Regions from separate parts of the Mus musculus genome. Here all the other regions are linked to region 7. The links are chromatin loops, found by intact Hi-C in ENCODE. Cell type or tissue: heart. All regions are shown on one strand. Region 1 overlaps Cgref1 (cell growth regulator with EF hand domain 1). Region 2 overlaps Mapre3 (microtubule-associated protein, RP/EB family, member 3). Region 3 overlaps Khk (ketohexokinase). Region 4 holds the start of Khk (ketohexokinase). Region 5 holds the start of Emilin1 (elastin microfibril interfacer 1). Region 6 overlaps Dnajc5g (DnaJ heat shock protein family (Hsp40) member C5 gamma). Region 7 overlaps Gm46907 (a long non-coding RNA gene).

Evidence for each region. Hi-C counts contacts between places; a loop is a spot of excess contacts. Peaks named below come from ENCODE experiments on the same cell type or tissue, not always from the same donor. Only the 100,000 strongest peaks of a DNase experiment are listed, where the experiment ranks them.
Region 1: a loop joins it to region 7, with 8 times the contacts of the local background. A loop is called at or near these places in 10 of 42 quality-filtered maps.
Region 2: it touches region 7 in a loop (2.5-fold over the local background); 28 of 42 quality-filtered maps call a loop at or near these places.
Region 3: a loop joins it to region 7, with 4 times the contacts of the local background. A loop is called at or near these places in 16 of 42 quality-filtered maps.
Region 4: a loop joins it to region 7, with 4 times the contacts of the local background. A loop is called at or near these places in 25 of 42 quality-filtered maps.
Region 5: it touches region 7 in a loop (5-fold over the local background); 19 of 42 quality-filtered maps call a loop at or near these places.
Region 6: it touches region 7 in a loop (2.6-fold over the local background); 2 of 42 quality-filtered maps call a loop at or near these places.

The regions. Positions count from the first base shown.
Region 1 is chr5:30,940,761-30,944,760 of GRCm38, reverse strand. All of the region lies in intron 1 of Cgref1 (cell growth regulator with EF hand domain 1), which reads left to right. Among named protein-coding and RNA genes, the nearest start is that of Cgref1, 2.7 kb to the left of the region's middle. In heart, a CTCF peak has its summit at 1,550 (motif pointing right); no DNase peak of the experiment used is centred here; H3K27me3 peaks cover 373 bases.
Region 2 is chr5:30,861,991-30,865,990 of GRCm38, reverse strand. It overlaps Mapre3 (microtubule-associated protein, RP/EB family, member 3), which reads right to left. Exons shown (of 6, transcript NM_001310516.1): 2 at 3,348-3,493; 3 at 2,631-2,787; 4 at 1,263-1,417; 5 at 1,024-1,176; 6 at 1-863. The coding sequence ends at 795. Among named protein-coding and RNA genes, the nearest start is that of Mapre3, 2.2 kb to the right of the region's middle. In heart, a CTCF peak has its summit at 1,847 (motif pointing left); DNase peaks (open chromatin) are centred at 1,470 and 1,930; H3K4me3 peaks cover 581 bases; H3K27ac peaks cover 872 bases.
Region 3 is chr5:30,927,866-30,931,865 of GRCm38, reverse strand. Khk (ketohexokinase) reads right to left here. Exons shown (of 9, transcript NM_001310524.1): 5 at 3,351-3,423; 6 at 2,199-2,345; 7 at 1,230-1,318; 8 at 993-1,150; 9 at 618-904. The coding sequence ends at 819. Among named protein-coding and RNA genes, the nearest start is that of Khk, 8.3 kb to the right of the region's middle. In heart, a CTCF peak has its summit at 1,583 (motif pointing left); DNase peaks (open chromatin) are centred at 1,475 and 3,595; H3K4me3 peaks cover 455 bases.
Region 4 is chr5:30,919,758-30,923,757 of GRCm38, reverse strand. It overlaps Emilin1 (elastin microfibril interfacer 1), which reads right to left. Exons shown (of 8, transcript NM_133918.2): 6 at 3,810-3,827; 7 at 3,541-3,678; 8 at 2,483-3,143. The coding sequence ends at 2,806. Khk (ketohexokinase) reads right to left here and starts at 2,199. Exons shown (of 9, transcript NM_001310524.1): 1 at 1,751-2,199. The coding sequence starts at 1,842. In heart, CTCF peaks have their summits at 2,110 and 2,333 (motif pointing left); DNase peaks (open chromatin) are centred at 987, 1,967, 2,947 and 3,727; H3K4me3 peaks cover 2,667 bases; H3K27ac peaks cover 2,857 bases.
Region 5 is chr5:30,913,597-30,917,596 of GRCm38, reverse strand. Emilin1 (elastin microfibril interfacer 1) reads right to left here and starts at 3,811. Exons shown (of 8, transcript NM_133918.2): 1 at 3,553-3,811; 2 at 2,490-2,615; 3 at 1,860-2,080; 4 at 1-663. The coding sequence starts at 3,722. In heart, CTCF peaks have their summits at 1,253 and 1,537 (motif pointing right); DNase peaks (open chromatin) are centred at 26, 1,366, 1,886, 3,196 and 3 weaker places; H3K4me3 peaks cover 3,252 bases; H3K27ac peaks cover 4,000 bases.
Region 6 is chr5:31,108,975-31,112,974 of GRCm38, reverse strand. It overlaps Dnajc5g (DnaJ heat shock protein family (Hsp40) member C5 gamma), which reads right to left. Exons shown (of 6, transcript NM_177677.3): 2 at 3,973-4,000; 3 at 3,267-3,480; 4 at 2,656-2,797; 5 at 1,796-1,862; 6 at 451-1,371. The coding sequence ends at 1,834. Among named protein-coding and RNA genes, the nearest start is that of Dnajc5g, 2.7 kb to the right of the region's middle. In heart, a CTCF peak has its summit at 1,967 (motif pointing right); no DNase peak of the experiment used is centred here.
Region 7 is chr5:30,804,384-30,808,383 of GRCm38, reverse strand. The region is part of intron 1 of Gm46907 (a long non-coding RNA gene); the gene reads left to right. Among named protein-coding and RNA genes, the nearest start is that of Gm46907, 8.4 kb to the left of the region's middle. In heart, no CTCF peak of the experiment used is centred here; a DNase peak (open chromatin) is centred at 2,093; H3K27me3 peaks cover 320 bases.

The DNA of each region.
Region 1 (4,000 bases), 140 kb before region 7:
CTGAAATGAGAAGCCGTTTGACATAAGCCTCCAAAGACCCCTGCAACATCGTGAAGCATCTGCTGGCCCTAGATTAACCTAGATTATCTCACTGTACCATCCCTAAGACCCTAGGAAACCTCGTTATCTTAAAAATGAAGACCCTAGGGCCAAGGGAGGTTAAGACACCTGCCAAGACCACATAACAGTGCAGAGTCAGAGGCTGACCAATGGTCCAACCTCAAGGCCAAAGTCTCCTCCTGTGAGCTAGGGCAAAGGCTTAAAGAAATTGAAGGCAGAAGGTCATTGTGGAAGAGTGTGTGTGTGTGTGGTGTGTGTGTGTGTGTGTGTGTCTGACTCGAATAACTTCGCTGAGCTATATGACAACTGTTAACGAGCAGGTACAGAAGTTTTCAGGTATTTATTACGGTAGTTATGTTTATGCATGTTATAATTATGGAAAATGGCTAGGACCATTTTTATTTTATTAGCAGTTGTTCAATGGCCATGCTATTTCTGTTACAAAAGCTCTTACAAGTGCTTAACTTGATGTGAGTATGGGTAAGTCATATTACACACATCCCGTGGAAGTTTGGCTTAAACAATGGCAAGAAGCATCGAGAAAACTAAATTAGACTCCAAGTGCCCATGCAGTGCCTTTAATTTTTGAGGTAATTAATTAAATAAATAAAATTCAGACTGCAACTGAATGCTAAGGTTATCAGGAAGGTCCATCCTGAAGGTGAAACGGGTTTGGAAAAAAACAAACAAACAAACAAAAAAACAAAAAACAACAAAAACAAAAAAACAAAAAACAAACCCTGAGACTATTAAGTAAGAAAACCTAGTGAGCTGCCATTGGAAGCAGTGCTGGAGCACTGGAGGGTGAGACAGAGATGACACCATACCTGAACGCATGGGTGAGGACATGGGTGTGTGACGGTGAGAAAAACAAAGAGCCACCAAATGTCTTGGAGTTGCTGGGCGTGGTGGTGCATCCCTGTAATTCTAGTACTTGGGTCATGAGTTCAGGGTTATCCTCAGCTACATGATAAGTTGGAGGCCAGCCTGGGATACATGAGACCCTGTGAGATTTTTAATTAATTAATTAATTAATCCAATAATTAGTTGAGACAGGGTCTCTCTAGTCCTCAGTGTTCTGGAACTTGTTTTGTAGGCTAGGCTGGCCTGGAACTCAAGAGATCCACCTGTTTCTGCCATCCAAGTATTGGGAATAAAGGCATGTGTTTACTGTTTTTATTTTGAGTGTGTGTGTGTGTGTGTGTGTGTGTGTGTGTGTGTGTGTGGCCTGCATGTATGTCTGTGTATCACTTGTATACAGTGCCCTCAAAAGGACATAGGAGGACAGAAGAGGGCCTCCGGTCCTCTGGAACTGGAGTTACAGATGGAGGTTAGCTAACATATGGGTACTGGGAACTGAAACAATGAATAGATTTTGAGCCCCATTGTTTTTTTAAAAAAAGATTTTGAAGGAACCAGCAAAATGGGTTGAGGTACTTGCAAACAAGTCTGGGGACCCAAGTTCAAACCTGATATCCCACAAGGTGGCAGGAGAGAGCCAATTCCCAAGAGTTGTCCTCTGACCTCCACAGGTGCACCCTGGCACACACTGGCCTACACTTAAGCACACATAAACTCAACAATAAAGTAAACAATTAAAAACTGTTTCTGAAGCAATGGAGTTCTATCAAAGGGATGCTTATATGATGTGTGTATAAAGACAGTACCTCAGGCTACGACAACACACACACAAACACACACACACAGAAGGAATTCACTATCCGCTGCTTCTGGGTTCTGTCCACTATACACACTAAATAGTTACCTATGTAAAGGACTCACAGGACAGAGGACAGTGACTGATTCACATAGGGAGGGTTCAGAATCATCATTGATTTCTAGATCCCAGAGCAGAAGTAGTTGATAGTTTCAAGACAGCTACAGCAGGACAACAGACAGCAAGGCCTGGGTGGCTAAGTAGGTTCACTCTTACAAAGCCAGCTCTTGCATGGCTGGCATTTGGAGTATTAAGATCACTTAACAGGCCACTCAAAACCTAGTGGTTTGGATGCAAAGATAGAGGAGAGCCTGAGTTCCCACCGCACCCCAGGTCTTCAGAAGGGCTCCAGATATGATGGATGTTCTCCCACTAGTGCTTGCAGATGGTCTCAAGTTGCCCAGCCCCAGGCTCGCTGCAGCTGCACGTGCAGAGCAGGATGAAGGCAGCGCCAGCCTTGTCTCGCTCCTCCTCGGCAGACTAGATGATCATATTGATGCTTTAGTACCAGCTGGGCGATGGGAGTCCTCTATAGGTTAAAAAGCAGTATCATGCAGAATCGTGCTCCTGGGATTGCAGCAGGGCAGGAGACCATACAGGGAGACACCGTTTCGTCAAGACAACCAGAGCTAGGTGTGGAGGTGCATGAGTTGAATGCCTGTTCTTGGGAGCCTGAGACAAGAGGATTTCAGTGAGTCGGAGCTACGTGAGTTCAAAGCTAGCCTGTGCTACACAGCAAGACCTTGTTTCATAAAACCACCAAAACAAAACAACTTAGTAGCTTCAGATGATAACCTTAGCTTTTCTCATGGATGCTGTACACTAGGCAGGGCAGTGGAGACCAGCTTTCTTCTATTCTACTGTTGGTTAGGACAGCTGGAAGGCTCACAGTTGGAGGATATTCTCACACTTGTCTGCCTTGGGGGCTAGGGAGGGGTTTTTTTTTTTTTTGTTTCATTTTGTTTTTGTTTTTATTTTTGATTTGGTTTTGGTTTTGGTTTTTGAGACACAGAGAGACTGAGATACTACCTGGACCTGGCAGTTTTCTCAGCTATCCTAGTCACCTGGAAGCCAGCCACTAAGTCCAAACATGTAAGAGGAGGTGACTTAGACTCCAGGGTTAGTGGGAAGGAAAGTAAGAACAAACAGTAGACATGGGCCAGCAAGATGGATGGCAAAGGCCTTTGGCCGGTGTTTGATCCCCTAGACCTAACTGGTGGAAGGAAAGAACTGATTTCTGAAAGTGGTCCTCTGACCTCCACTGAGGCACACATGCCCACAGACAGATGGACACATGCATGCACGTGCATACACACATTTATACACACACCACCAACAACAACAACAATGCCAACAACAAAATAAGCAACTGTTTTGGGGACCCCTGCAGTCAGCCTAATGAGGGAATGGATTAGTGGGTGAGGGGACTTCCTGCTGTTTCAAAACTGCCACCCGTTTGTCATCAGAGCTCTTCTAAAAAGCAGCCTCAGAGGCTAGTCTAGATTACAAGTGTTGACAGCTAGCTCTGAGGGATTTAAATTACGTGAGTCTCAGGAACAGACAGGAGGAAAGGACTGACTTGAACGACTCAGGTGGGAAGGCCAGGAGGGAAGATGTGTGTGAAGCCACCACAGAGCAACCAAGACAACTTCTGGAAGGCAAGCACCTCATCTCATTTAGCTACAACTGTGGCCCCAGGGAAGTGCTCTGTCAACCTGCATTGCAGATGGAGACCTGAGACAGGGAAAGCACACAGCCAGTGAGAGGCAGGGCCTTCAGTTAGGGTCCTCACACTCCACCTTTGAGTTCTCCTCCTTTTCCTAGCAGTTCTGTATTTCTGTGTTCCTTTCTTCCTCTCAGTCAGGATCTTACAGCATTGCCTAGGTTGGCCTTGAACTCACAACCTCAAACCCCACCCCATCCCCGCCCCTCTGAAGAGCTGGGATTATAGGTATGTGCCTCTGCACTTGGCTTCTGTTTATCTGTCTCTTATTTAAATATGTGTCTCTTTTCCTGATTATATAATTTTGTAATCCTTAAGGAGAAAAAGTAGTTTGATCTCATACCTTCAGCTGATTGATAACTAAGAACTTAAACAGTAAAGAGATGCACTGGAGAGATGGCGCAACAATTCATGGGACCTGTTGTTGCTCTTGCAGAGGACCTAAAATCAGTTTTCAGCGTCCACATCAGTGGTTTTCAAGCTGTGGGTGTGATCCTTTG
Region 2 (4,000 bases), 58 kb before region 7:
GGTGAGAGAATGGGGGACAGACAGACAATGGGGGCCAGGCAGAGTCTGTGTGGTCTAACTAGGCTGCAGGAGGGAGTGGCTAGGAAGCCTGGGGCAGTGCTGGGTGTTGGTGCTGAGGCAGGGGCTTGGTGGGGGAGCCCAGTGCCTGGAGGTCATGTCTACTCTCGCATGCTCCCTGGACCCAGAGCACTGCCTCCTCAGCTTCCCTTCCCTTTCCTCATATCAGCCTTTCCCTCATCTACTGAGAGAGAAGTCAAAAGACAAAATAAATAAGAATGGGTGAGTCCTGTCCCAGTCTCGGCTCTAGGGAAGGGGAGCCAAGCCAGAAAGACTACCCCAAGCCCTGCTGTCAGCCCTGGAAAAGAACAGGTAAAGTGCAAGGGCAATCCAGTAAGTAAAAATATACCAATGACTTTGTCAAATATACAGCTGCTGGCTGCCAGGGAGCAGGTGGCTGGCTTGTGGGGTACAGCGGCACCCTGGAAAGTGTTGGCCAACACAGCATAGAGACAACGGAAATAAATAGGAGTGGGGAGTGGACAGGGGTCCTGGACGTCCCCTGGGCCAGTGCCACTCGGGGGACCCAGACAGGGCCTCGTCCTCTCACCTGCCCAAGCCTCCCCCACCACCCTGAACCCCACTCGTCCGGCTCCCTAATGCTGTGGCACTGACACAAAGCACCCAGCTGGCTGACTGGCTGAAAGGAAAGGACTATAATGTGGGGTGGGCATAGTTGGGGTGGGCAGAGTGGAGGTGGGCAGGGAAGCTGTGGTCAGCCAGGGCTGGCGCCTCCCTCAGTACTCGTCCTGGTCTTCCTGTTGGTGTTCTTCAATCTCATCATCCTCAGGGGGTGCAAATCCCTCCTGGAGGAGGGAGAGAGAGATGGTAAGGCAGCTGGCCAAGGGGAAGGATCAGGTTCACACTCAGCCTAGAAACAAGGCATGAGTGGCCACCAGTTCAGGAGCTCTAGCTTGCTCTCGAGTCTCAGCAGAGCAGTGGGAGGGAGGTGAAGAGAGGGCTCACCTCCGTGGCATAGAGAATGCCAATGATGCCCGAGATGACGGGGCTGTTCTCGCTCTCATGTTCCTGGCAGATCAGCTCGATGTCTCGCAATTTGCTGAAATAGAAATCTCGTTCTTTCTCAAGCCCGTCTACGGTCAGCTTCAAGTCCAGCAGCTGCGCAGGCACAAGGAAATGTTGATGCCAGATGTTCCTGCCGTCCTCTCGTCCCCATGTCAAGTCCCCTTTCCCAGGCCACTTACCTGCTGGTTAAGCTCGAGGATCTGGGCGTCAGCCTCATGGCCACCGTTTCGGGCTGAGGGGGGATTCTTCCGGAGGATGCAGGGCGGAGCCACGTTGCTGAGTCGTCCAGAGGTCTGCATGTTCTTGGGGCCTGTGGGGGACGTCCTCTGCGGAACTGTCCAGAGGACAAGAGTCAGATGAAGTGACACAGCACGTGACAGCCTGGTGTGAGAACCATGCAACAGGCAGGCACTCTCCCTCAGGAAGAGCATCTACATGGAGGGAGGCCTCCAGCCTTGGCCGCACGCACGTGACACGACAGCCACTGGACAGCCCTTTGGCAAGCCTGGGAGAGTAAGTGCCACAGGAAGCTAAGGGAAAGGTGCTTTCAGCACTGGGACCTGAAGAGAGCTAGCCTGAGGGAGGGGCGCAGACACTGGGAAGGTGAATTTGATGAAGTGGAGCTAGGGGTGGTTCAGGGCCTTCTGTCCTGACAGAGGAGACCCAGGAGAGCAGTTGATGAGTCTGTCCTAGCAGAAGCCAAAGCCACCCTCAGTGAGACTCAGCCCCACCCCACCAGCTCTCTCTCTCAGTTTGGGCTCTGTTTCCCTCTGCTGGGCTGGACCTGTATCTTCCTCAGTGGAGGAGGACTCAGGCTCCTCCCTAGCACAGCCTGCATGCTGTGGCTACTTGCTCTTTAGCCATTGCACTTCCTAGACAGCAGCTGCTTCTAAAGCAAAGCAAGCAGTTCCGTGGGGACAGGCCCAGGCAGGACAGCAGCGCAAACAGAGGAGGTGGCTCTGCTATGACGGGTCAGATGCGGGTGGGGCTGCTCCCTTCTTCCTTGCCACAATCCTGCTGTCACCACAAGCCTTACTCCTTCTCTGATTGCCCCTAGCAACCCAGCAAGGTACCAGCTTTTGGAATAGAGGAAGGCAGATCAAGCTTGGCAAACTCCTGCTTTGGGTATCCAGTGGGCAGGCATACAGGGTCTTGGGCACTGGCTCCAGGCGTGCAGCCCAATAGATCTGGATAGAGGAGCCATGCCCCATCCAGCTTGAGGCAGACAAGCTAGCTCGTGTTATTCAACAGCCTCCTGGGTCTCGGCAAGCTGCTGCCATGACTGGTGCAGGTGGCTCTCCTCCTAGAGCAACGTTTGACGCCCTCTCACCCCCAAACGGGATTCCCCATCTAGGTAAGCAGCAGGCGATGTCATCTGAACTCCGTGATAACAGTCTCCTCCGGGCTGGCAGGGCTGGGCCGGTGGCCCAGGGGGCACTCCTGGCTGGATAGCCCTGCCGGCCCAGCCCCCCAAACTCCCTCCACCAGCTTGGGCGTGTTACCTGCTGTGCCAATGAGTTTCTTGGATTTGTTGAAGATCTGATCACCTGGGTTAGGAGGTGGTGCTACGTCCTGGCCCTGCCGCGCCAGCAGAGGGTTGTAATCCTTTCCATCATAGTTTGCGTCAAAGAATTTCTTAAACCACTGTATAAACTCAAAATTATCTTGGAATTTTCCTTTCACTAACTTCTCTACGGGAATGATCTGAAATAGACCACATAAGCAGACCATTTTACCCACCTGCTGTGTAGGACTGCCTTCCGCTGTGAGCACAGCAAAGTCAGCCCCTGGGCCTCAGCATCGTCTACTTTCTCCACCTGCACCCCCTCCCATAGCACCAAAGTAGACAAGCAGGCTGGCAGCCCCACCAGGGACTCAGGGACATTCCTTCCCTACAGGCCCGGGAAAATATTGTGTGGGAGGTGACCTCCCCTGTATGTGAACTGGAAGCTGAGGATGCACATGGGCAGGAGAGTAAACTGATATGTAGCAGGAGTGATATATATCTATATGCAACCTCAGTATCAGGAGTGGGACGGGTCTGCAGAGGAGAAAGGGAAGGGAGTACTTTTGCAGTGGGACATTAGGGCTTGAGTGTATTCACAGTATCTTGAGCTGTGTGTACAGCCTTCCCTTTGGGGTGTCAGGGGTAGAAAGACATGTGACAGAATGAAACAAGGAGGCCTTGTCACCCTGGCTGGTGGGTCATCTTCTTCCCCAGGGAAACACAACTCCTCGGGGACCCCAGGGGTACAGACACCTACTTTGTCAACACCCATCTTCTTGAAAGCTGCTTGCAGCACCTTGAAGTTGTGGATGTACTCGTGTTCTAGTTTGGCCTGGAACTTGACCTTCCTCAAGTGAACACAGCCAGGGAAGAGCATGTCCATGAACTGGCAGTAGGCTGCCCCTGTGAAGATGCACAGCTGATGCAGGTACACCTACCACCCTGGACCCCTGCTGGCCCACTTTCCAAAGCCTGGTCCTAGAGTTAGGGCCAGCCCAACTGTGATACTACATATGATTAAATTCCCCTTGCCTTTACAAGACGAACTGTGATTACTCTTCATGTATTTACCTTTTGGTGGTGCTAAAGAGGAAACCCAGGGCCCTGGAAATACGGAGCAGGTACTTCACCACTGAGCTAAATGTCCATCCCCCAAATGAAAAATTAGTGATCCCATTCCAAACACTGACAGACAGGTGATGGCAACTGTGTGGATTGGAAAACTGACACCCACAAGGGCTACAGCAGAGAACAGGGAGCTGGGACCCAGAGTGGCTTCATGGGACCCCATGTTGTTAACTCGTGTCTTTACTGTCTGTCCTGGCTCTTACCCATTTCTCCAGCCTCCGTTCCCTGAATCCAGCTCTAAGCAGTGTAATATCATGGCTCACCCTCTTCCTGTTAGTTACA
Region 3 (4,000 bases), 120 kb before region 7:
ATCTCTGGGGGCACAGTGGCAGCGTTCTGTGTCAGGTTACATTTGTGGTCGAAGTACCAATTTCACTAAAGATAACCTCTGGGGGCTTTTAGGTTCCTGGGAAACCCATGGAAAAAGGTAGTTTGAGCAGAGACCCATAAACCCAGAAAGCAGGCTCCTTGACCACCACAGCTAACACAGTCTGCATGGCTCAAAGAGTCTGGAGGGCTTTTTTTCTCTGGCTGTCTGTTCTCCCTGACCTGGATGAAACTCCTCTGATGACAGCTGACAGGAGGTGGGAGCACAGCTGACAGGAGGTGGGAGCACGCCAGCTGCTTTGGACTGCATGCCCTCCCCGCTGGGTTAGTGGGTGAGGCTATTTAAAGAATGAAGAAGGAGGAAGAGAAAAGTTGCTGGAGTGTAGTGTCAGAACCTCAGTTCCAACCAGAGCAGGGTGAAGATCCACGAGGGCGAATGAGCCAGGCCTGGGATCCCAGCACAGGGAGGCTGAAACAGGAGCGTTTCAAGTTCATGATCAACCTTAAGCTTCACGACCAGACCCTATCTCGAACAGAAAACCAATAAAAAAACAAACAAACAAACAAACAAAACCCCACTCAGACAGACAGACAGACAAAGCTGGCTCAGGGGAAGATTTATTTGCTCCAGGTATCTGCAGAGAGGAGATAGGTATACAGAGACGCAGACACAGACAGAGGCTGTCCCACATCCCACACCTGCCGGGGAATGGCAGCTGGATGCTAAGCTGGAGGAAGTAGAGAAGGCAGTGGCAGGCATGGTGCCAGCCTCTGAGGTATCGAGCTGGTGCCGCTTGCCTCTCACACAATGCCATCAAACCCCTGCAAGCCACACTTCTTGCCAGCCACCTGGCACCCGAATCTCAGGGCCTCTTGCATGCTGTTTCCTGGAGAAAGGACAAATAGCAGGCTCAGCCTGGTGTTTGGGAGCATGACAGGCCCAGCCCTGCCCTGGCTGCATGGTGATGACCTCACCCTTCGAGAGGCTGAAGATGACAGAGGCATTGAAGGTGTCTCCAGCCCCAAGAGTGTCTACTACTCGGGGCGGTGGGAAGGCATCTGAGTGGAGCAGCTGACCATCGGGGCCCAGGGCATCGGCACCCTCCTCAGCCCAGGCACAGACAAGCGTAGCCCTGTAAGACTCACACAGATCGGCGCTAGTCCCCGTCATCCCCCAGACCCCTCAGACCCTTTCTTGGCTTCCCAACTCACCCTTTCTTCACTCGACTGTACAAGCCCCTCAGGGCCTCCACTGCTGACTGGAACCCCAGGTGCTTGGCCACATCTTTGCTGACAAACACCTGTAGGCAGTGAAAGAGACTGGTAGTCACCTCTAATTGCTACTCACTACCAACAACCTGGTGTTGACTCCAGGTTATAGCACAACTCCTCCAACTCAGTCACGTAAGTCCCTAGTGTGGCTTCTTGCTGACCCACAGGTACGCGTTTTATGTTTGCTTAAGTTGTGCCAAAATACAGCCTTGGGAACTGTGATACTGTAGCCCTGGTATTTTCATTCTGGCATGAGGGAATTCAAAACCCAGAAAGAGCCTAGAGCGCCATCTTGGGGTGAAGTCAAGCCAGACTGACTCTCAAGAGTGAGCTGTGTTTCATCTGTTCCCCACACAGCCCAGCCCTGCAGAGTGGGTTCATCTGTAAAACAAGGCTCTCTCCACAGTGGCTTCAAGACAGAGTCCCTAGAATAGTTCTGGGGGAATGGGGATCAGTCTGCCATATTTTTTAATTGGGCAACAAGGCCAACAAACTACATCTGGACACTGTCCAACCAGCTTTAGCAGTGATACCCTTTACACTCTGGCCTAAGTTTTCCTTGTACGAGTCTCCTTCCCATCCTCCTCTCATTGCTACTGGCCCTCACAACATGCCATCTAAGTGGGAAAAACTGGTAACTCGGAGAGCAGTCATTCCTTCTTTTGCAGAGGGAAAGACTAAAGCAGACAAACAAGGGACGCCCATAGCTGTCTGAGCCCTGTCCGCCGTACACCTGTGGATTCACCTGAGCGGGAAAAGTCTACTTCTGGGTCACCTCCAGCCTCCCAGCTGTGGTCTTCTGGGAGCTGCTAGGCTGTCACTCAGAGGCTGGTAGGCAGGACTAGGGTCCTCTCTAGCTCTAAGATTCAATTAGCTAGAGATAGGCAGGAGGAGCTGCAGGACACTTACCACCTCACCATAGCTAAACAACTGGAAGAGCTCCTCACGGGGCTTCTCTATCTCCACCGACACCCGGACCTTCTGTGGCAGAGGCTGCTTGGCATTGTGCTCCTCTATCCGCTGCAGCATCTTCACCTGTTCCGATGCATTCCGGCCCTGGGGCAGGACAGGGCAGCTCAGAGCCTAGCTGATAAAGAGTTCATTCCTTCCTCCCTGATGGACCTCTGGGTGAGCAGGGAGAGGGATTGGAGGAAGCTGGGCTGGAGCACTATTGCAGCTACATAATTCTAGGACTGTCATGGACCTTGGAGACCTTATTGGCCAAATTTTTCATTTCCCAAATGAGACTGAAGAATAAAAGATGCTGGACATACATGCCTGTGAACAAAGCACTTGAGAGGCTGAAGCAGGAAGATTGTGAATTCTGGGCTAGCCTGGGCTACATAGTAAAACACTAGAAAGGCGGGACAGAAAAAGAAGCAAAAAAGAAAAAGGCTGGGTGTGGAGGCACACTCCTCTAATCCCAGAACTTGGGAGACTGAATCAGTCAGATTTCTGTAAGTTCAAGGCCAGCCTGGTCTACATAGCCAGACCATGTGTCAAACAAAGAGCAAGCAAGCAAACAAACAAAACACACAGAGAGAACAAGAATGAGACAAAGAGGGAAAGAAGGACCAGGGAGGTGAGACGGGAAAGGAGAGGAAAAGTGAAGAAGAGATGGAGAGGGAGAGGGACACAACCTGAAGACTAAGTCAAATGATGAGACAAGGAGTGGATGCCTGCACTTCTTAAGATTTCCTCTCATCTTGATCCCAAAACTTCTCCCTTGGAAAGAAAGTTCTAATTCCCTCCAGACCCTCTCCTTCCTGTCCTTCCTGTCCTGAGAAGTAAAAGAAGTCAGCAAAGGCAGATACCAGGAGGGAGGTAGCCTAACACAAAAATGGGGTCTTCTGCCCAGTGCTATCTGTGATTGTATGCCCCTGTATCTCTCTTTCTGGGCCTCAGTTTCCTCATAGGAAAACACAGGAGTGGAGAGGGATGGGGAGAGCTATTTAGTATCCCTACCATATTTCATGGTTCAAAGAAATTACAGAAGAGGCTGACCATGCAGAAGGGCCTGACAGGCTAAGCCCCTAGAAACACAGGTAGGGAAGGGCTTGCCTCAATGTGGATCCACTTGAACCGGGTCAGATCGACCTTCTCAAAGTCCTTAGCAGACACATCTGGCAGGTTCCTACATTACAAGACAGGAAGGGAAAAAAGGAGGTCAGCCAGTACCAGGTTCTCTGACAGCTAGGGACCCTGTATCTAGTAGTGATACCAGCAGCATGGCAGGAGGCTGGGGAGCACAGAGCTCTGAGCCCTACGGTGAGGTGAGCCTTGTCCTACTTTGCTTAGGTGTCCTTTTTTGTTGGTGGTGGTGTGTGTCCGTGTTAAATTATCCAAGGATAAACACAATTACAACATGTGACAAGAAGCCAGCCCCATGTTCCTTGGAAACCACGTCCTCCAGAATGAGTGTGTGAGACTACACTTCCCAGAAGGCCTCTTGCTGAGACTACACTTCCCAGAAGGCCCCTTGCTGGGAGCACACATCGAACTACAAAGCTTCTTTAGTTAGTCTCTTAGTTGGGAGCTTGCAACTGACAGAACACCCTACTGAGTCAGGCTCCCCACGTCATCCCTTAGGTCAAAACTGGCACTCTGAGGAAGAGTTTTTGTTTGGCTGGTCTAGGTGGCCTTGGCCACACAACATGTGTTTTTTCTGTAGTGCAGTAGAGTGCCTTCCATCCTCACCAGTGGCATGAGCG
Region 4 (4,000 bases), 120 kb before region 7:
GAGGAAACACTCGTACATAAAATAAATAAATCATCCCAGCACCCACGTGGCAGCTCATACCTGTCTGTAACTCCAGGTCCAGGTGATCGGACATCCTCACACAGACACAGACATAATGCAGGCAAAACACCAATGCTCATAAAATAAAAAATTGGAGCACTTGTTGCTCTTGCCAAGGACCCAGATTCAACTCCCACACCCACATCGTGGCTCACAACATCTGTAACTCTAGTTCCAGGGGATCCCATGCCCTCTTCTGACGTCTTCAAGCATCAGGGCTGCATGTGGTACACACACACACTCATACACATAAAAATAATAAAATAAATGAATCTTTTAAGAGAGAGAGAGACAGACACACACACACACACACAGACATACCCTGTGCTCCTGTACCACTGTCTCTGTGCTCCTGGCAAGGGCTCTAACCTCAAAAAGAGTAACTGAAAGCAAAGGGTAAACCCCCCAAGATGGGCAGCAACCGACACGGAATACATCAGGGCGGGAGGTAGAGCCACCCACTAAACGTGGGGACATACATGAGCTATGATCATGCTCTGATGCTTGCTACGAATGTGGCTTGATAAGTGCTACTCCACTCCTCCAAATCTCCTGCTTCCTCAGCTAAGGAAAGGGTCTTTCACAGTTCCCAGGGAGCCTGCAACAGTACTCTGTGGACCCAAAGCCCAAAGAGCACCCAGTCCCCCACCCCAACCGCGACCCCGACCCCGACCCTGTGAGTTCAATGCTGTCAGCGTGCTAGTGTCTTGCCAGGGGTCAACCTTGAACTTCCTTTTAACTAATATCCAAGATACAACATTCATTGTTCAGGGTGCTAGACCACGCCAAGAGAAAGCCGGTGCGCCACCCCACAGAATGCCTTCACGGCACAGCAGCACATTGGAGTGGCCTTTATCAAGAGCAAAGATAAGAGCCATCAAAGGACACTTTAACTTCTACCAGACAATTGAGAATGTTCTGAGAACATCCACTAAGATGTTTACCCACCTTTGTAAAGACCCCTCTTGGCACTTAGCTCCAGGAGAAAGCCTGCTGTGGCTCAGGAGCCAAGTTTCTCCCTGTCTGACCCAGAGAGCCTCCAGCTTTGCTTACACTGCCGGCCAGTCCTTGAGCTAGGCAAGGCTCAAACGCCAGGGCCAGGCTTTTAAATGTGAGTAGTTTAACATCACATACCACTCACTGCTAGCGACCTGGTGTTTTATTTTAGCTGTAAGCGGTAAATTAGAAGTGCATAGGCTAGGAGTTGGGAGACCTGGGGGTTTGGGGTGAGGAAAATTTGTCTGGCACCTTATCAGGTGTGTGAGGGCTCAGGAGGGAAAAAAATCATTACAGCCCTCTCTGTAAACTGAGGATTTTGATGATCGGCAGATTGAAATGGTAAACAGCCAACAACACACTAGTGAAAGCCTGGGTTTTGATTCAGGCATACGTTTGCACTCTTGTTAATTCTGGAGGCTAAAGGAGTTTAGGCCAGCTTGGGCTACAAAGCAAGACTCCGAAAACAAAACAACACACCCCCTGGGTCTTGGTTTTAAAGGTCTCCAGTCTCATGTCTTCATTCTCACAGAGTACCCCTTAGGGACCCGGGACAGAGAACGCCAAGCTGAACTCAGGCCTCACCACATGGAGACAGAGGGCTATCCCTGGTTTAGCAGCCGATTAGCAGTGACACGCAAAAAGACAGGACCACAGCGGCCCTGGGATCTCCGAGGGGCTTGGGCGCCCCTACCTGCGATCCGTGTCTTCCTCTGGGTATTTGTCCACCACATTGATGATGTCCAGCACCACCAGCCCCACGCACAGGATCTGCTTCTCTTCCATGAGGCTGCTCCCCAAGCTTCCTACCCGCAAGCAGAGGGGGTTCCTGCTGGGCTCTGCCTCTTATCTACTGGAGGACCGTGTCCCAACTTCTCACTGGCTACCTTGGCTCCTCCTCTGCGTGCAGAACTCCTCCCGCAGGGAGCTTTCTGCTTTGCAAGGGTGGGTTACCTAGCCCGGCCAATGGCAGGCCCTCTCACTTTTCCGCCTCAGCTGTCAAAGCGAAAGCGCACTAGTAATGCATCGCCTTTCCGATCCCTCTGCGCCTGCTGCAGACCCTGGACCACCCGGACTAGCACAGTCTGGCAACAGAAACTTCGCCTTCGCAGGCGGAGCACAGAAGCAAGCGTTCTCTCCCTCGCCCCGCCAAGGTGGCCCACCCGGCCGAGGCCCCGCCCCCCCCCCCCGCGCCAGATTAACGGTGTCACGTGACGGGGAACGCTGCCAGCCTTCGCAGTGGTTCTGGCCTAGCGCCCCCTAGCGGCCGCTGTGGGGACCGGTGGCCGTGACCCTGAGTCCGCAGGTGCCCTTAGTAGGGAGCACACCCAAAGATCACCAGCCTAGGTTCCCTCCGTAGAACTCTGTTTCCTCCTGTCCTGTCCCTTAACTACCCCCAAACATGTACTAGAGCAGAATAGCTATGTTTTGTAGAAAAAAAAAAAGTGTCTTTATTCCTGAATAGTTTAGTACGGTGGTGTGGACTGGGGAGAGCCCTGGAGGGTAGGTTCCTCTTCCGCAGCTTGGGTCCCGGAGAGGGCTCTGGTGGGGACGGCAATGAGGCCAAAGGTCAAGAGGAGATGCCTCGGTCCCATAGACCACGCAGTCACAACGTACGGAGTGACCGATTTGGATGCCTGAACCGCAGCGGGACGTGGTCGCCAGACTTGCCCTTGCCTTGGTGGGTAGCCACCATCCAGGTGGCTCTGCGGCCCCTGTAGATAAGTTTGGTGGTCGGGTCCACCCTGTCTACACCTGTTCAAGCTCTGTGTCCTCGTAGAGCAGGGCTCCGCTGAAGATGGTGAGCGGCTCCTCGGAGTGTGCCAGCTGCCCCATGACCAGGTCGATGCAGACAGTGTCTCCGACCTGCAGTGGCAGAATGAGGCTGAAGACGCCCAGAGCGCCTGGGCTGGGCTGACTTTCGGCCACAGGCTTATTCTCCAGTCCCTCGGGTTCATAGCCTCCCGAGTCTATGCGGGCCACGCCCAGGTTGGAGCGTGACAATACTGCTTCCACTTTCTCATGCCGGTGCCCAGTAAGTACAGCGCTCAGCAAATAGCGTCCAGCCAGTGGTGCAGTGAATACACCTGGAGACAAGGATGACAGTCAGGAGGGGAGACGCTGGCTGGGACAAGGAAGGTCTCTCGGAGAGTGGGTACAGCACTCCTGGCTGTGGAGTGGCCCACCCGTCCTTTCCCTGCTATTCCACTAACTGTACACTGTAGGAATCCCCTGCTGCATCTCCAGCAGTTGCTGCAGAGTGTGTGCTGGAGTCTGTCCCAGTAAAGATCCGTGTGGTGTGGATGTCTCCTCCCCTCCCCCACTCTCTCTTTGCCTAACTGTGGTGTGAGTGCATGGAAAGAATAGAGGTCTTTGTAATTACAAGTGAAAAGCTGTACTTGTCTGCAGAGGTGTGAAGGAGGCATTAGTACTGCTCAGCTTCACCCGTTACCTCACTAGGCCACCCGTCGGCCTTTTAGTTACCTGTCTCTGGGTCATAGTAGCCTCCATCATTGAGCAAGACTCTGTCGAAGGGGACTGTGCCAGGTTCTGACCGTGGCAAACTCAGGGCAGCTGAAAATGCTACCCTAGGCACAGGGGCTGCTGGTGCTCCCTCCGCTCCTGAATAGAGATAGTGTTAGCATGGATGCTCATAAATAAACTCCAGTCCCCATCCCTGCTGCCCAGGCTGCCTGAGGACTATAGTCTTCCAGGCCCAAGCTCCTGGCCCCTTCCAGAGTCTAACGACTTACCCTGCTCCCCTTGAGGACCTGTTGGAAGAAAGGGACCACAGTGAATAGGACATCTCTCACCATGCCCTCACCCAACATCTGCTCTCTTGCACTGCTCTGGGTGTTAGGTGTGGAATGTGATGCCAAGAAAAGCGTAAGTGGGCTCCAGTCTGGGCAGATGCTAGACCACAGCCTCAGCCAGGAGCTCCTCA
Region 5 (4,000 bases), 110 kb before region 7:
GCCCAGCTGCTCCTCCAAGCTCAGAACCTCTGCGTCCACTTAGCACTGTCAGTGAGCCAGTCACTACATCTAGCCTCCGCTCCAGCTCAGACACTCGTCGACCCAGCTCTGGGGGGCAGCATTCCTGAGGGGGTCTCCTGGCCATGGCAGGTCCCACAAGCTGTTGCTGCCGCTCCTCCATAGAGGACATTAGCTTCTCCAGGGTTCGCAGCCGCTCCCTATCCTCTTGCTGCTGCTGGCGGAAGCCATCCAGCCCCGTCAGGCACACTGAGCAAGACTCTTGCAGCTGCCGTTCCAGCTGCCTTAACAGTTCTTCACTGGGGCCAGAAGGAACTGGGACAGGGCCTGAGGCCCTGCCACCTCCACCAGGGCCTCCATTATGATGGTTGTTAAGGTGGCCCAGCTCCTGGTCATGAGTGGAGACACGGTTGTCCAGGAGCTGCAGCTGCTGCTGGATCTCACTGAGGGTTTCATGCACGCCCGGGCGGGCAGCTGCATCTGCTGGCTGCTGCCTTCCATTAAAGACTGTGTCCACAGCTCGCTGTACATCTTCTGCTAGGCGCCCATTCATCCCCTGCAGGACACCCCGAAGGCCTTGCAGCTCTTTGGTCAGACTCTTCACCTGCCGCTCTAGCTGCTGCACCTTCTCTGACTCAACAGGACCTGAAGAGAGAGAAAGGCGGATGACTGAGCAGCTGGATCTCAGAGCTCAGATTCTATGGCCCAGTCTCTGCCTACTCCAACTCCAGCAAGAGTCAAGGGTCAGAAGGCTCTCCTTTGGATGATTTGGGCAAAAGGGAGTGGAGGGAAGGAAGGAAGGAAGGAAGGAAGGAAGGAAGGAAGGAAGGAAGGAAGGAAATACCATTCACTGAATGTCCTTGGGCCAGATTTGGACCACAGCTCTTAAAACTTTTCTATTGGGCAGATACTTTTGCCATTTGATGGCACAGGAAACGGGGAACCAGAGAAATTAGGCAAGTAGTTCCAGAGAATGCGTTTAACAAGTGGCCATGTCAAATTTCAAACTTAGATCACCCGGCCACCCAACTTGTCCCCAGGACCTCTTGACTTCTTGGAAACCATTTCCTTATCTGGAAAATTCGATTGACACTATGTGTCCTGCCTTTTAGGGCTGTCAAACAGTTTAAAATGGAAATGTGGGAAAGTACTTCACATGCCACTGTTGCAATGACTGGGCCCTTCCCTAAACCACCAGAGGGACAAACAAGAGGCTCTTGCAGCAAGCCTGCTGGGGTGCTGGCTGGCCAGCCAGTTTACCAGAAGTTCCTGTTTCCATAATTATAGTTCAGTTATCTCTTTGGCAGGAAAGGACCACGCATCCGGTGTGCCTAGCCTAACTCATACACATAGGAGGAAAGAACACAACAGAGGCGATTGCATTCTGGGACCTGCAGTCTCCAGGGGCCTGGGAGGGGGTTGGGACCTGTAGTCCGGTGCAATGCATGCTAGGATTTGTAGTCTTAACTATCTTCCCTGCAGACAGAGATTCTCAAAGGAATTCCCCACGCTTCTCCCACAGCTGTTCCCGACTACGAAGGACCTTGGCCACTAGAGGGAGTATGTGAACAAATTGTCTCTATGCCTTCTTGTCTTATCCAGATCTTAAGTTTTCAGGTCTTTCAATCAGTCTCCCCCAAGCTCTGCCCTGCCCCCCACCCGGCCCCCAGACACACTCAAATCACACAAGCATGCAAACATTCGAAGTTTCAGGGACGTCATTACCTCTGTTATAACCACCTTCCCCCCAAGTTTAGAGCATAGAGGTTTCCCTCCCTCCACAGCTGGGCCCCACATTTTCCACCCAGGATTCCCCCATGCCTAGCAACATGCAGGCTCACCTTCTCCTCCCAGTCCACTGAGATGGCTGCCGGCACTGGAGCCAGACAGGTTGGGGCGCACAGGCCTGGGCCGGGGAAGTGGTGTGGAGGGTGCTGGGCCCAGAACGGAAGCAGGGCCCTCTCCACAGTCATCGCCCCCATAACCCTGACAGCACCTCCACTCCATGTCTGTCACTGTCTTGTAAGCCACCCGATAGCGAGGGCGAAGAAAGCTCCGGTACCTGGCCAGAGGAAAGGAAGGTTTTGTATTCTCTCAGTGCAGCTGGTTGTCTTGTGCTTCAGGCTGGGTCTACCTCTCTAGCCAGTGTGTGGTCCTGCTCAGTTAACAGCTATCTGCTTTTTAGTTAAGGGCTAAATCCTGGTTTTTTCTTTCCCTGTGCTGGAACCCTAAGCTAATCTCTTTAAGACTGACCTGTGTCAGCAGAAGTCCCAAAGGTTGGGGACAAGGGGAGAATGCCTGTGGCAGCTCACCAGCCAAGCTAGGACCCGGCTGTCTTCTCAAAATGGTTCTGACTGAAATCCTGTCCTTCCCCCTGCTCCCTCCTTTGCACAGACCCCCTAGATGGCCACCAGCTGTCTGCCCTTGCCCGGATCCCAGTAAGCACCCAATCCCCTAAGTTGGGGCCTCACATGATACTTCGGGAACAGTGGGGCTGGCCCCAGCCACAGGGTTGATAGTCTGGCTTGACAATGGTCTCCACTCCATCCTCAAGGACGCAGCTCACTGTCCGAGTCACCACGTAGGCACACCAGTTCCTGTAGGCACAACCCTACCTGGGCCAAAGGACCAAAGACACAAGCCCCAGTGGGCCCGGAGGTTGAAGGAGGGTCAAAAGATGAAGGGGGCCTTAAGGACCCATTGAAAGTTAGGGTTTTTGCAGGGGCAGCACCCACTCCCCTCTCCTACACAGACACACACACACACACAGACACACACAGACAAACACACACTTTGTGTCACTATGGCAGATAAAGACTTTTCAAGACAGGAAAAACATAATGATAAAAACACACACAGAGAAGTCAGCCCTTCTGACTGTGGGGCCCCAGGGTACCCTAGAATTCACAGTCCCTGTGTACTTCTTTGGGCCTATCTCAAGCCCCAGCTGAGTAAGCTGGGTTCCTGTACATGACCCCCTGCTCATGGTGCCTCCACCCAGCCTTCAAAGAGGAGAGCGGGGCAGGCCAGTGTCCAAATGTCCGACCTATGCTTAAGTAGAGAATAAGCCACTGATGGGCTCTGTCCCCTTGGGGCTTGCGGTGCTGCACTCTTGACCCCATTCACACTGGCTTCTAGTCTGTGAGCTGCTGTAGAGCCAGAGGGAACAGAGCAGGAGGAGTGTCAGAATTATACATTAGTGGATGGGGCCAAGGAAGCCCTAGAGGAGGAGAAAGGTCTGCCTGATCCAGAGCTGGCTGGTACACAGCTGGCAGCTGGCAGGAAGGATAGTCCATACCCCTTGGTGTAGTGTCCCTGGGCACCCAACTACAGACCTCCTTAGGGAAGAGGCGAGAGTTGATCCCCCTTAGGCTACCGAAGCCCTGGAAAAAGTTCCACCGGAAGGTGCATATGGGTAGGCCATTGATGGATGGGTGTTCACGCTGTCCTCTTCATTGTGTTAAGCCTGTTGCCCACCTTCTAAAGGCTTTCCCAACCACAGCCTTCAGCCCTGGATGGAATACAGACTCTTACCTGTGGCGGCTGGCAGGCCGTGGTGAGTTCTGGGCCTGGGGTCCCCCAGGACTCAGGGCCCCAGTGCCTCCTGTGTAGAGGCTGTAACCTCGAGGAGGGTAGCTGGCAGCTTCCGTGGCTATGGTCAGCAGACAGCAGAGATAGCAGCTCCAGAGGGCTCTGGGGGCCATGGTGAAATGTTCCTTGCTGCCCTTAGAGGCACATCTTGGTCTGACCAATAATGCCTATACCGCACTTCCAGGGGATGCCGCTGCTTCAGGGGACAGTACTCCGCCGAGCCAGTTCTGTCCCTAGCTTCCTGCCTGCAGCCCCCAGCTGCACGCCTCCTCCTTGGCTGCTGGGCCTGACCCCTTCTCCCCCTCCTCTTTCCTCCTCAGGCTCCTGTCTGTCCCTCCCTCAGTTCCTTCCGCTCTCCTCTTCTGTACTTCTGAGGGGAGTCTGTTCTCTG
Region 6 (4,000 bases), 300 kb before region 7:
TCAGTGGTTGGGAGAGCCTGCTGCTCAGTCATAAGGACAGGAGTTCAAATCCCAGCACTCACACCCATCTATAATCCCAACTCCAAAAGACTCAGCGCCCTCCACAGGCTCACAGACACATGTGCGTATACATTTACTCTGACAAATGTGTGCAGATGCACACACAAACACATAAATAAAAACACAAAAAGAGTTATGAGAAATGGATCTGGCTAGAAAGAGTCTGCGTGTTGTAAAGTTATTTGCACCCCAGCAAATGGGTGTGCAGAGAAATCACGGGGCACTGACAAAGCCACCCCCACGGGCTCTGGGGACCACTGACTCCTAGCTCCACAGTGATGGACACTATGGACCATGCCAGCCTTATCTCAGGTATGAGTGATAGTCATTGGTCTCTTTTTCTATCCCACACACCACTTGTCTTTTTGGGGTCCCACACACACTGGAATTGGACAAAGCTCTTTTTTATTATTGACATTCCTTAGCCTTTTTCCCAGTGAATAGAGAGAGGTTTGATGGTTCCTGGGCCCTGATACCACATAGTAAGAAAGAAACAATAAAGCGGGATACAGAGAGGATGCTAAGCCAACAGCTTCGAGAGGCTAAATGAGGTCTCCTTCATACAGTCTGTCCCATCACATTTCATGTCTGTGTTAAGAAATAAGATCTAAGGGGATCACTCTGTGTGAAGTAACATGAGGGACAGAGGCAGTAAGATTGGAGCATGGACTGCAGCCTGTCCACAGGACCACGGCTAATAATGGGTTTAAGGATGGAGCTGAAGTTCAAGGGTCGCCACAAACACAAGTTTCCCAAGCTGTCTTATAAATGGGGTGTTGGTGCCAGTGGTGTAGGAACCAGAAGATGGTGAGACCAGTCTTCCAAAGGTGTTGCAAAGAAATGAAGCTGGTGCTAAAAGTTCTTGGTACACAGTGTTCCAACGAAGGAGGACTAATTGGTGCAACAGCTCCTGGGATGGGAGCCACCTTGTTTGGTGATCAGGATCCTGGTGAACTTGTTAGTAAGTGCTCAGGGGCCTACTGGACATTGACCCAGGTACCCACTGGAGAAAGCTGCACCCACTCAGCAAACAGCTGCCAACACGTCTTGAGAGCGCATGTGGATAAAGACAGGAATGGAGTCAGAGCTAAACAGAAAAGCAGCTGGAAGGTTCTTTGGGGACAGGCTTTGTGTCACTGTGGAGGGCAGAGATGTCCTTACGAGGATGGGTGTCATCATAGCTTCTGAAGCAGCAGGGATTTCTTTTAAGAACAGGAGTCAAATCTGGGTGAGTGTAGAGACAGGGCTACTTTCTTCCTTCTTCAATGTATCCAGTGGGCTGAGTGTCGGGGACTCTTGCTGGGCCAGCACCTAATGGTAGAAACAGTTGGGACTTTATTAGGAGTAATCACCAATAGCCAAAAGCACATTCCCTCTGTGTAGGCAGCTGGGGTTGATGCTAAAAGAATACAGATTTTCCAATAATGACCCATCTGAAGTACTACCTATGCTTTAAATATATATGCACACACATATAACATGTATATATCATATGTATAATATATGTGTATTATATGTAATATACACGCATGTGTGTGTGTATGAGTGCACACTCCTGTGTCACAGCATGCGTGCAGAGATCAGAGGACAATCTACAGGAGTCAGTTCTCTGCCTTCATGTGGGTCCCAGAGGTCTAACTCAGATAGTCTGGCTTGGTGGCATCACCTTTACCAGCTGAGCCATCTCACTGGCCTCTCTCATCCTTTACCCACTGCTACTTCTCCATTTACATACCCCATTCCTCTTCACGTTTCCTTAATTATTGTCACGTCTTAATCCTCTGCTTCAATATCTTGTGTTCCTGTGGTGGAATTATAGCATGCTTATGTAAATATAACCATGCACACGTTTTTTTTTGTTTGTTTTTGTTTTCAATCTACAAACCCTTACCTTGCAGTTACTCATTAGCAGCACCAGATGGCACTGGTGTGACCCTCAGCCAACATAGTCTTTTTAAACTTTTAACTATGTGGGGCAGAAACAATCTAAAACAATGCATTCTGTGCTGGGGGCGTGTTGGCACACGCCTTTAATCCCAGCACTTGGGAGGCAGAGGCAGGCGGATTTCTGAGTTCGAGGCCAGCCTGGTCTACAGAGTGAGTTCCAGGACAGCCAGGGCTACACAGAGAAACCCTGTCTCGAAAACAAAACAACAACAACAACAAACCAAAAACAAAAAAACAAAAAATAAAGCAATGCATTCCTCCTGCCCGAGTCCCCCACCCGTCAGCCCGCAGGTTGGGAATGAACTCCAGGGCCTTTCACGTGCTAGGCAAATGCTCTGCTCCTAGATCATCCTTCTATTTGCAATAAGCTGCACCTGCAAACTTGCCTTCAGCGATTTCCTTTGAAAGACTGTGCTTCCCCAGTTCCTTCATAGGAAAAGCCCTCGCTACACTGAAATGTCAGTCTGTAGCATAAGGAACATCGGCTACCTTCTCCGTCTCTCTTCACCTCCAATGAAACACTCAAGACACTCACATGTTGGGGTTAACTGCTCGGTTCACACGGGTCTTTCTCACAGCCCCTCTCTCCACTCTACCTTACCATTCCTTACTGAGACCTGACCCCCAATCCCTGTCTCTGTTCCTCACTTGATCTTGAAGGCTGAGAAGAAACATTCATTTGGCGATTCTCTTCCTCTTCCTCGGCTGATGGATTAAGTCTACCACAGCATAAACAGCAGCAGCAGCAACAACAACAACCAGTGAGCAAGCAACAAAGGATAACAAGTGTCTACAAGAGAGGAGAGAAGAGGCCTTGGTCCCCTGTTCTTTTTGTAGTTCCATGCAGATCCCCCTCTCTCTGTCCTCACATCTAGAAAGGGAGGACAGACACAATTGTCTTGAGAGGAGGGCAGCCTTCCTTCCTTACTCTATAGACACAGACACTATCTTACTATATAGCCCAGGCTACCCATTGCCTCCCAAGAGCTGGGCTCAGAGGTCTGTGTCACCACAGCTGGGTCAATTTTATTTTATATTCTGCCTACATGTATGTTGTGCATCATGTGCAAGCCTGATAGCTGCAGAAGCCAGAAGGCAGCTCTGGATCCCCTGGGACTGGAGGTATAGATAGTAGTGAGCTGTCATGTGGGTAATGGGATCAAACCCAGGTAGGTCCTCTATGGGAGCAGTAGATGCTCCCCACCTGAGTCATCTCTCTAGCCCCTCCAATTCCTTTCTTAATAAGAAGTACAATGTACCTTGAACCAACAACTGTTCACTATAAAATAGAATCGGACACCTTCTTCACCAAAATGGTCATACAGGTATAATCCTAGTGAGCCGTGCCGGTCATAGATCTTCTTTTTTGTAGGGTCGGTGAGTATGGCATGGGCTGTGTTGATCTCTTTGAAGATTTCTGCTGCTAAAGGGTTATCTGGATTCTTGTCTGGATGATATTGCAAGGCCAGTTTCCTATCCAGACAATAGTCAAAAGGACAGTGGGGAGGGCTACAGGAAGCAACTGAGGCAAGAAGATTAGGATGAACTGCAGGTCTGGGTCTTTAGATAATGCAAGGGATACAGGAGATGGGGATACAAGATGCAGGCAAGGTCTACATTTCTTCTCAAGTCACACTGAAGGAGGGGTGGCCTCCTTCGGCCCCAAGATAAAATCGTCTTGGGATTTAAAAAAAAAGGGGGGGGACTTGGGGCTGGAGAGATGGCTCAGAGGTTAAGAGCACTGACTGCTCTTCCAGAGGTTCTGAGTTCAATTCCCAACAACCACATGGTGGCTCACAACCATCTGTAATGGGACCCAATACCCTCTTCTGGTGTTTCTGAAGACAATGATGGTGTACTCAGATATATAAAATAAATACATAAATCTTTAAAAATAAATAGAGTTTGAAGATGTTAAAGGTAGTGGGGGGTATAGATACCAGGGGTGAATAAAGGGCATTGAACCTGTAGGCTTTTTTGATGTCTGCAGTCT
Region 7 (4,000 bases):
GAAATGAAGTTTGTTCACATTTTTGTTTGTTGCCTGATAGTTGACACTCTGCCATGACACTTAGACATTTTCCATTCATTGTACCTTGTCCCATGGATGTGACCTCGAACACTGGATGTTCCCCAGGGTTCCCACCTCCACCACTCATCTGACGAACCCCATTCATCTTGTAAAATGGAAACCTTGTCCTTCCCCAACAGTAACTCCCCTGGTTCTAGACTACATTCTGCCCGTTCTCCTCTCCACACTGTTCCCTGAATGGCCTCGTCTTTCCTGGTAATTTCTGAATCTATGTGCCTCCACCCACGATGGTTCTCCCACTTCTTAGACCTTCAAGGCAGTTCTGTCATCAAGGCTCAGTGTCCTTAAGGGAAGTAAATTCTCCCTCCCTCCCCACCCACCCACACCCAGTCTACCTTCCTACTGTAGTTATGGTGTAACTCTTCTCCCCCAACGCCCAGGGTGCTTTTCTATTAAAATCAGTTCTATTCTGAAATGTCAGTCACATGTTTGTGTCCATCTGATCTCTCTCACCATGATCATCTCTGACCCAGAATATTGAATTGTCTCACACCTGCCTGCCTTGTCAGACTCTCCATTTCTGATCCACCCCAGCATCACTGCCTTAGGGCTCTTTCTACAGGGTGAAGCCTGTCACATGACACCAGGCTTTAAATCCTCATGGCTTTTCTCCACAAAGTGGCTTATGAGAAAGTTATATAATTACATAGGGTGGAAGAGCTATAGAATGGATACATTTTCCAGGTTTTTGTTTTGTTTAGGGAGTAAGAACAACAATATCTTTTGCTTATTTGTTTGTTCGTTTCAAGACAGGTGTGTAAAAAAACCTGGAACTCTCTGTGCAGGACCAGGCTGTCCTTGAACTCAGAGCTGTGCCTGACTCTGCTTCCTGAGTGCTGGGATTAAAGGCATGTGCCACCACTGCTAATGATATCTTTTACACTGAAATGACTGGACATGTGAAGTAGATATAAAACCATGTGATTTTGAAAGTAAGACTTGTCTTAGTTAGGATTTCCATTGCTGTAAAGAGACACCATGACCAAGACAATTCTTATCAAGGACAATATTTAAAAGGGGCTGGCTTACAGGTTTAGAGGTTCAGTCCAGTATCATCATAGTAGAAAGGATGGCAGTGTCCAGGCAGGCAGGGCACTGGAGGAGCTGAGAGTTCTACATCTTGTACTGAAGGCAAACAGGAGAGCATTGTCTTTCAGGCAGGCAGGAGGAGGGTCTCAGAGCCTAACCCCACAGTGCCCACTTCCTCCAGCAAGGCCACACCTGCTAATATTGCCACACCTTGGGCCAAGCAGACAGTGCTCCTTGGGCATCTGTAAGTGTGGTAGAAGTTTCCATTCATATCAGAGGCCCAGAAGTGTTAATAGTTCACCTAAGCAAACCCACATGGCTAGTGAACATCAGAAGTAGGTTCTGTCTGGGAGGTGATGCTGCAAAGAAGTGGGTTCTGAACTACAGCCTGCGTCCAATCCACACCCCCTCTGTCCCATGCGTGCCGTGCCTTCTGACTGCCACCATTTGTCAAGGTGTCTTTTCCTCAACTCACTTCTAGATATAGGCACTGTCCTTGGCTCACTTTTGGACTAGCTAATGCAGGTCTAGGACGTGATATATGGGCAATTATTAAATGGATGGTGGAAGGATCAGTAAGCCTGCCAGACATAAACTGCTACATGAATATATAACATCTTTATTGAATGCGGATTTCTGGTCCTTCTTTTCTTTTTAGCATAGTATACCACAAACACTTTTTTTGACATAGTTATTTATATGTGAAGTTTAAATTTAAGTGGCTGTCCTGTTTTATTTATTTGAAGATTAGTGTGAAAGACTCAACTCTCATAAGAGAGTTCCAGTTATGAGAAAAATGACTGTGGTCCCTCATCCATGTGCTGGTTGCTTGCTTTAAGCCATTCTGGGGTTCAGGGCCAAGCATAGAAACATGTTGTTTTTCCTTGAGTCTTACCTGGTCACTTCATGGTGGCCTGTGTGTGGCTTAGGCCAATGTAGTCACTGATGAGTTTACGTCGCCATCTGGTGGTCATTCTGGGTAGTGCTATGAATGGAGTCCACCCTACTCAACCTGGAAAAGCCCTGGTAGACCAGGAGGGTCTGGCTAAGGATGGACAGGGATGGCGCAAGGGAAGACACACCTTTCTGGCAGCTGCTGCTGTAGCTAAGGATGAAGGCATGCCAAAGGAGGTTAACTTGGAGTGCTTTCCTCTCCCAGAATCCTCTGCTTCTCCAGTCGATCTTTCCATTCTCCAAGGCATGAAGATTCTCCTCGACTCTCATTTCTCCCTTTTTGATATTATGTGTGTGTGTGTGTGTGTGTGTGTGTGTGTGTGTGTGTGTGTGTAATGTGTGTGCTTTCGATATCATATGTATGGATCCAATACTTAATCAAAGCTCTAAAAATGTACCTTGATGCTTTTTTTTTTTTTCTAAAAATTTGTAGCTCTAGCTCTTAGATTTACATTTTTGACCCATTTTGGATGCGTTTTCCAGATTGTGAGGCAAATTCCAATTCCAATTTGTTTTGCATGTGGATATCTATGTGTCTAAACACAATTTGTTGAGAATACTGGTTTTAACTTTTTCTCCACTGAATTATCTTGAAATTGCTATTGTTAGGGTCAGAGTCTGGGCCTTTGCAGCTCTAACAAGCAAGGCTGGGCCACCATCCTGCACAGGCAAATAATAGTAACAGACAGAAAAAGATTCATACTGCATGTCCCTTGGGAGAACCGGTAAGGAGGGTCAATGGTATGCCCAAGCCCATGGTCTGAGTACTGACATGAGGTTAAGTAGAGAGCAAGAGGTGTGCTTCACTGCACATTTCTGGACAAGATGTGGCTCTGGCCCTCACTGACCCAATGCTGACTGCTGCCGTTGGCTCTCAGTCTGTCCTGAGTCAATGCCAGCATAGTGCAGACTCCTTCCAGAAGACAAGTCCCCCTCTGGGTGATGTAAAGGTCTCCAGCTTTAACTTCCCCAGCATGAGACTGGTCAGGGAAACATATGCTCCTTAGAGGCCATTGTTTTAGCAGACTGCTAGCTGCAGGGGACTGCATGTGCGTGTACGTGTGTGTGTGTGTGTGTGTGTGTGTGTGTGTGTGCTCCCTTATCTTCATGCCTGCCATGTGTTTTCGGGGTTTGGATAAGGTCTGAGTGTGTTTCCCAAAGTCTGTTGAGTTGGTTGGAGGGGTGGGTGTGGAGGGATATTTGAGAGGGAGGCCTACTGAGAGGTGTTGAGCTGTCTGGGGCTCCGTCTTCATGACTAGATTCATGATGGTTTCACCAGCTCCTTAAGGTTTTCCTGACTTTACTCTTCTGAGTCCTCTGTTGTTCCACATGAATTTTAAAGCCAGCTCTCCACCTTTACAGCTGGAATTCTGCTGCGGGTTATGCAGAATCTATGGCTCCATTTGAGGGACTATGGCCACCTTAATGATATGAAGTCATCTGATTCATGACCATGGAATTCTCTTTCATTTATTTAGGTTTTTTAAACATTTCCAACAGTTCCATGTGTTTCAGAGCACAATTGTACCTGTATCAATAAACACTTTATAGTTTATAAGTTTAAAAATATTTACTTTACCTGTATGTGTGCACAACTGTATGTGCATATCTGTAGGCAACCATTGTAGGGTGTCATATTCCCTCAACCTGCTGTCCCATGTGGTTTCAAGCTGCCCCACTGGGGCTGGGGACTGAATCTGGGTCCTCTCTGAGAGAAGCCAGTGCCACTGGGTCATCTTTCCAGCCCTCACCTTCTTCTTTTTGATGCTACTCTGACTGGAATTGCTTTCTTAATTTCACTTTTGAATTGGACAAGTCTCATTCTACACCAGAAGGAAAGGACCTTGCATGCACCCTTCACACAGATATGTGCTTCTACGCTGTATGTAAGGTCCCGTGTGTGCACACATTGCTGAAAAAGTTCTCCCTCCATGGT